Regions from separate parts of the Homo sapiens genome. Here region 1 is linked to region 2. The links are chromatin contacts, found by Hi-C or POLR2A ChIA-PET in ENCODE. All regions are on one chromosome and are shown on one strand. The core of a region is the stretch at or near the end of the contact, and the rest is flanking DNA. Distances in the headings are between cores, read along the strand shown. Region 1 has its middle 230 kb from the start of RARB-AS1. Region 2 has its middle 340 kb from the start of RARB-AS1.

The links. Hi-C counts contacts between places; a loop is a spot of excess contacts on that map. ChIA-PET counts read pairs that join two places held with the same protein, here RNA polymerase II (POLR2A). Pooled maps may share reads with other maps.
Region 1: a loop to region 2 is called in a map of heart left ventricle, with 4 times the contacts of the local background. The contact joins two enhancer-like sites. A Hi-C loop is called at or near these places in 9 of 168 maps with a recorded cell type or tissue (Right ventricle myocardium inferior, cardiac septum, dorsolateral prefrontal cortex and 4 more) and 8 of 50 pooled maps. POLR2A ChIA-PET finds 5 or more read pairs at or near these places in 1 of 52 experiments (BJ).

The regions. Positions count from the first base shown.
Region 1 is chr3:25,154,784-25,158,414 of GRCh38, reverse strand. It overlaps a transcript of RARB not described here. Among named protein-coding and RNA genes, the nearest start is that of RARB-AS1, 230 kb to the left of the region's middle. RefSeq lists a silencer at 2,423-2,717. Within about 2 kb of position 1,529, at least 2 of the 41 ENCODE cell types and tissues checked have a DNase peak (open chromatin) inside an H3K27ac peak, as active enhancers do.
Region 2 is chr3:25,043,987-25,047,540 of GRCh38, reverse strand. It overlaps a transcript of RARB not described here. Among named protein-coding and RNA genes, the nearest start is that of RARB-AS1, 340 kb to the left of the region's middle. Within about 2 kb of position 2,068, at least 4 of the 41 ENCODE cell types and tissues checked have a DNase peak (open chromatin) inside an H3K27ac peak, as active enhancers do.

The DNA of each region.
Region 1 (3,631 bases), core at 280-2,779, 110 kb before region 2:
AAAGCCAACAGCACTCACTTGAATTTATGGGAGAGATTATAAGCAATTGTAACAAAGAATGCAAGCCATGGAACTATTGAAAAATAATATTTCTAAGTGATTAATATTTCAATAATTATAGCATTCTAATAATTGAAGGGTGATTTGGTTTTCTATATGATATAAGGTGATGGTGTGATCTCTCAGGTAAAATTATGGTAGCCAGTCCCCAGGATAAAGATATGGGAAGGAAAGTTTGTAAGGAAACAGAGCAGTATTATCTTGATAGGCTGGCTGGTAATACGTGAGCAGTAATGTTTCTTTGCTGCTTATGTGTTTGGGTCGGAAATTATGTTTAAAGTAGTTTAACTTCATTGGTGCAAATATCACATTATGGAGAAAATTGCTATTTATACACGTGCATTCTTTTGAAGTCAAGATAACCACACTTTGGAAAAGTTATTAATTCAAACTGTGTTAAATTACAGACATTCTGGATAAACAATAGTCTGCTGCATCAGTTGATTTAAAGTTGGTCAGCACATTGCTTTGTGAATTCACACCGTGCAAATAAAGAGGTGAGTCTTATTCAAGGAAACAAACCATAGCAATCAAGCTTCTGTTAGAGGCAAAGAGTAAAATCTCGAGTCTCAGCTTTCTGATTTAAAAAATGAGAAAATAACAGGACTTAGCACACAAATTTGTGAAGAAGATCAAATGAGTTAATATAGATACTTAGGGCTGGGCATGGTGGCTTCCACCTGTAATCCCAGCACTTTGGGAGGCGGAGGCAGGCAGATCGCTTGAGGCCAGGAGTTTGAGACGAGCCTGGTCAACATGGTGAAACCTCATCTCTACTAAAAATAAAAAATTAGCTGGGTGTTGGTGGCTCACGCCTGTAGTCCTGTTACTCTGGAGGCTGAGGCTGGAGAATCACCTGGGAGGCTGAGGTTGCAGTGAGCTGAGATTGCACTACTGCATTCCAGCCTGGGTGACAGGATGAGACACTGTCTCAAAAAAAAACAAAAACAACAACAAAAAAAACCATATATATACACACACACACACACACACACACACACACAAACACACACACTCAGAACTGTGCCTCGCACTAAGGAAGCACTAATTATTGTTAATATTGTTAACATTGTTAATTTTGTTAATATTGTTGACTCCATGAAAATACCTGATAAGTTTAAGCATGTTTAAGCCAGTTCACATTCACACATAGCTGGAAACAGAACAAAACACTTTTTCCCATATTTGTTTTGAACAGATACCTTATTGTTTCCTGTATTACTTATCCATTCATTTATTTATATCAGATGTATGTTTACATGCATACACATACATACATCCTTTTTTAGAAGTCAAATTTCTTGACTTAAAAATCAATTTAGGAGATTTATTAAGAAAATGACAAACGTATGAACGTGGTCATTATTTCCGCTGACTGAGGTTTTACAAGTGCCTGCTACGATCTCTAGCCTGACCTAGCTCCAATATTTCAGCTGTCCAGTTAGCCAGAAGTTTAACTGAAAGGCCTGCCACATTCCTAACTATTGTGTCACTGGAGCAATCTGCTAGAGACAGCACCTCTTTTAGCCTTGTTCTAGCTAAGACTCAGCCTGTTTCTCTTTCTTAAACTCTTTCAGGAGGGAAAAAAATAATCAGCCTAAAAATTCCTCTGGGCCAAAATACAGCCTTGGACATCTTATGCCAAGAAGGACTCAAAAATACTGGCTGAAGCATTTTTTTAATGTGTTGTAGGAACGAGAGCATCTCCATTTAGACTCTGTGCACATTTTTAAAATAACTGTTTTGTTCTCTGTGGACAAGCACTTTAAAAATTAGGATTAAAAATTAAGTGAAAAGTCTAACTGCCTTTTTTTTTTTTTTTTTTTTTTTTTTTTTTTGCAGTTGGGGCTAGAATTTGTGTGATTAGAGTCAGTTAAAATGAAGGGAAATTAATAGCAAGAAAGCATTCACTAGTGATGTCAATGAATGGCCACATTTCCATGACATTTTACTGCATCCACTCAAACAGATGGGATTCCAGGGCTAACTGGCCTCTGTTGAGATGAATGAGATTCCACAACTATTAGCACATTGGCATAGAAATGGGCTGAATTCAGTTGCAGAGGCATTCTTACAGAAACAAAGAAGATCACAAAGCTACCTTGTCCCCAGTGTCCATCAACACAGACCCATTCGTTATCAAATCCCATTCATTCCTGCTAAAGTTACATTCAGTATCAGACGACATTCTTCGGCACCACATGGAAATTCTGAGGATCTGATTATCTATTAACTACTATTGATGCTGATGTGGCTGGTTTGGCTACAGAAGACCAAACAGCACTCTCACAAATGGTGATACAAGTCGAAAAATTGCCAGGCAAAAAATCAAGCACACAGAGAAAAAGCAGACTCACCAATAAACAAATGAACTAAGGCCTCCTGTGTTGGCAAAGGTCACCCAATACATTGAAATTCAATGGAGGGGGTTTTAAGTTAAGGAAAACAGGCAAACACCAGGGAAGCTATCATGTAAAAAGGCTGGGAACCAATGCCCCCTTTCCTATAGAAAGGAGCCAGCATGGGGTATGCTTTGCAGATGGGCTGGGGTAGCAGACAGGCTGCAGAGCACATCTGGCACACAGGTGTATGGCCTTGTGTTCCTAAGCCAGCCATCAACAGTCATGTGGAAAGAGTCCTATTGCTGTTTTGGGTGAAAATCAAGAGGAATTGTAGCTGAGAGATCATAAAGCTTTTTGAAAAAAAGTGTGTGGGTCCCAGCCAAAACATTCTTCCTCCAGATTATATTTTTAATCCACCTACTTAATTAACTAGCTCCTCAGTGGATCAAATGATATTAGTGAGTTAGAGTAATATTGCCACTGGAGCAGTCATTTAATTCTAGCAACTCTAAAGCAAATTATTTCATAAACGGATAGTTTATTCAATTCTGTTCAGTTCCAATTCAATTCTGAGCCCCTTCTATGACCAAAGCACTGAGATAGACCCGTGAGGGAAGACAGTAAGGGAGGAACAATCCCTGCCCACAATCTAACAAGGGAATAGTGACTGCTACAAAATAATAGCAATGCAATGCAAATAAAGTTTACGTGTGCTGGGGTCAGGGGGAAGAGAATTAGTTCTAAAAGGGAGGGTGATCACTTTCATGGCAGGAAAGCAGAAAAGACATGACAGAACAGAGAGCATGGAAGAAAAATGCTAAAAAATACAAAAAAAAGAATTGAGCAGACAAGACAGATATATTGGGGAAGCAATATTTCATTTTAGATGGAATATAATGCATACGGAAAGAGAATAGTGATAAAATCTAAATCAGAGAATGGCAATGAGAAGAAATAACAGAATTGGATGTGAGAATGATAAAATGTTAACAAGTGATTGAATGAATTGGGCAAGTTTCATGAATACTTGCTATGTGTTAGGTCCTACATTGGATGTTGGAATACAAAAGTAAAAGCCATGCTCATGCCACCCCTGCTTCCTCCCAAGTAGCTCACAGCCTACTGGGGAAAAGACAAGCCTTTAGGGTTGGCGCCATGCTCAGATGTAGGTAGGTGCGAGTATTATGAAAGCACACAGGATGCACACCTAGCCAACAAAGGACTGGTTG
Region 2 (3,554 bases), core at 819-3,318:
ACACCGTGTTCCTTGACATTTGCTATGACATCCAATATAGTAGATGTAGAGTCTGAGTGAATCCTTTAAAAACTCCTTTTCTTTTTCACAGGTTTCTTTTACATAAACATTTTTTTTAATGAATCCCCCAGCTTTTCCTTATGGATTGTGCCCCTGACCTAATTACATAAGTACCTGATGGGCTGGAACGCTTCCAAAAGGGCCTCTTAGGAAAAACAATCTGAAGGGTTTTTTTCTCTTTCTTTTGTAATTACATAATTACTCAGCTGACTAATATGAGTCACCATTTGCCATTCTAATCTCCCAGGCACAAAATAGTTTTATTATTTTCCTTGGAATTACCTAATTACCCAATGGATAGCAATAACTCCTGGGCTCTTTTCTGTAAGTAATCTGTAAAGCTCAAGACAAATTCCTCCAGAAGTCTTTGCAAATGGAAGAGAATTTAGAATAATATTATCATTTGCCACATGAGACACTGGAGCTCTTAGTGACAAGGGTGGTCCAATGATACACCACAAATAAATTTGAAGAAAAATTTAAGACTCTGGGCACAGGATAAAATATAGAGGCACATTCTCCCTGCTATGTTCTAGGAAATAAGTGTTCCTGAGCCAAAACAGCAGTGGCTGAGTGCACATCTCTTAAAAAATTAGCAAGCACTCCCAACACACGTGTATTAACTTATAAATTATATGCACCTACTATAGTTTACTCATATATTAACTATTAGTCAAGCTTAATATTTTAATAAAATCTACTAACTAATATAAATTATCAATTATAGGCCAGGAGTGGTGGTTCATGCCTGTAATGCCAGCATTTTGGGAGGCCGAGGTGGGAGGATCACTTGAGGACAGGAGTTTGAAACCAGCCTGACCAACATGGTGAAACCCCGTCTCTATCAAAAAATACAAAAATTAGCTGAGCATGGTGGTGTGTGCCTGCAATCCCAGCTACTCAGGGAGGCTAAGGTGGGAGAATCACTTGAACCCAGGAGTAGAGGCTGCAGTGAGCCAAGATCACACCACTGCTCTCCAGCCTGGGTGACAGAGTGAGACCCTGTCTCAAAAATAAAAAAATTATAATATTTTTTATACCCCAATAGAAGCCTAGGATATCTTGTCTTAAAGAGTGCTGCCTTCCAGAATATCAAAGTCTTCAATAGATCTTAAAATTGCTCTATGAATGACCTGTAGTTTCTCAGTCTCTATTCACTTAGGGAATAACTTAGGAGACTGACTATTTTGATCCTTTTCTGCAGTTTTTCAAAGGCATATGCAAGAAAATTACACAAGCCTTTGAGCTTATCAGTCTACCCCAGCATATTTTCTAGGGGGTGCTCAGGCCAACAGGCCCAGCGGTTTTTTTCTCCATGCCTTTCTTGACCTCATTTTCTTTCCCTAATTTCCCATTCAACCCCAGAAATGGTGGGTTTGCAAAAGCCTCTTTCTGATCTAGGACCAAAAGAGCCGGGCAGACTACATGATTTACAAAGCCAACATGTTGGCCTATGCCCTGGGTATGACAGATTTCTAATAAAAAGGAACATATTTATCCAAGCTATTGAAAAGCCAGGTCTAATGAATATTAAATCTGATCAAACCATTTTCCTATGTATAATAAAATACTAAGTCATGTTGTGATTTAACTGTATTTACAACTGTCCTCTTTAGTTTACATTCATTAAAACATTTTAAGAAAAAGGCTACATTAAATTTTATTTTGGAACTAATAAAAATATTAAACCTTAAGAAGTTCTGAAGCTTTGCTAAGGCAGCTGAACTTAATATGCTTGTAATTTCCCTAAGTAACAGATTCAATTCCTTAACAATGAATTTTGTATTCCACAGACTCATAGCTTACATTTTTTAAAAGGTTCATGAGGCATTAGAAAATATAAATCTGAAAAAAACTGTTCAGTCATGTCTCATTGTTCTGGTACACAAACCAACTCACACACTGTAGTAGAAGTAGCAACACTGAAGTCGTTTTGACAGTTGAACACAAACAGAGGCCCCAAACAATGAACACACAGAAACAGGACACTCCTCTGGAGGGAGGGAGCTCTGGCTTTGAATGTCAGGAAGGGAGCCAACAGGCTGTCCATTTACTTAAACCTCTCAGATACAAAGAGTTACCTCGCTTTCTCTCTCGGAAGGGCCTCCTGATAAACCCCCCTCCTGTCTCACTGCAGAACCCCAGTCTTCCTCAACTCTGTTAATTAGGGGAGAGAAGAAAGGGAGAGGGAAACCAGAAAGCTCACTGACCTATCTATAAATGCACAACATTTCGGTCTCTCCTCCTGGCTCAGAGGTTTAAGACTCTCCTTTCTCCATCAAACACCCAGGAAAGTTGCTTTTGCAAGAAGGCACTGTACTTTTGCTATTCCAGCTGTTAGGCCAGTCATTTCCTAGAAACAGACCTGACATCTTCCGCTCCTCTCAAACCTCCTGATGCCACTGAAATAACCAAACTAAACTTTTTAGGTTTTCGAAACTTGTCTTTCAGAAGTCATTGGTCATAGTCCATTCCTCCAAGTAGAACAAAAAAATGCCGGGAGGACTTTGATTGTAAGGTTCATGATTCCCCCTTCAAACTATAAACTGTCAGATATAAACAGGGCATTCACTGAGAACAATGGAGATTAATAAAGAGAGACAGGACTGCTGTCTGGGGGAAAGAATGGTTCAAAGATTCCAGTACTGGCCTTCTATAGTCAGTTGGCTATTTTATCCTGTAGGTCCTAATGCTGCTAGGAAGAAGTTCTATTTGGTTGTGGAATCTTTCAGTAATATTAGAAAGATACTTACTTAAATTAACTATTCATTCCATCTACAAAAAGTTGAATATCTTCCATTTTCCAGACAGTATTTGCAGGGAACAAGAGAGACACATTCATTTACTTCCCTAGAAATATTTCAAGTATTTATTATAAGCCAGGCATGTGCCGGCCATGTACCACGACTCCTAGCACATGGAACCTTGAACACCAATCCCAGGCTGATTACTACGACAAGGTCTGATAAGTGAGAACTCGAGGATTTGTTTTTTTTAGCCCTAAATATATATAAAAATAGACTTCCTTCTTTCCTTCCTTTCTTCCTCTCAACAATTTAACACATATTAATGAAGGGTCTGGATACATTTGGTAGAGTGCTAGGCGCTGAAGATACAACAGTAGGCAGACTCAGATACAGTTCCTGCCTGTCATTTTAAAAAGTTGACACAAGGCCAATTTCTCATGTTTTGCCCAGCTAGGGAATAAGATATTAATGTCAGAATCACACATACATCAAATGTTGCAGCTGTCATTAGTCCTTGAAGGTGAGAAAGGAAAATGTGAGGCATTTAACATAATTTTGTTCAAAAAAGAGGGAAGAGTCTATTAAGAATTGACTAAAAGGGTTTTGCTGTTTAAAATTCTTCCCTGAACTTGTTTACCTTCTGTTGATTCATTTTCATTTACTTTGAAGGTAGTATCAGTGGACTGAAACTCTAATTAAAAAAAAAATGGGAAAACCTGAGAGGTCTGCAGAGCCTCAATCCACCAG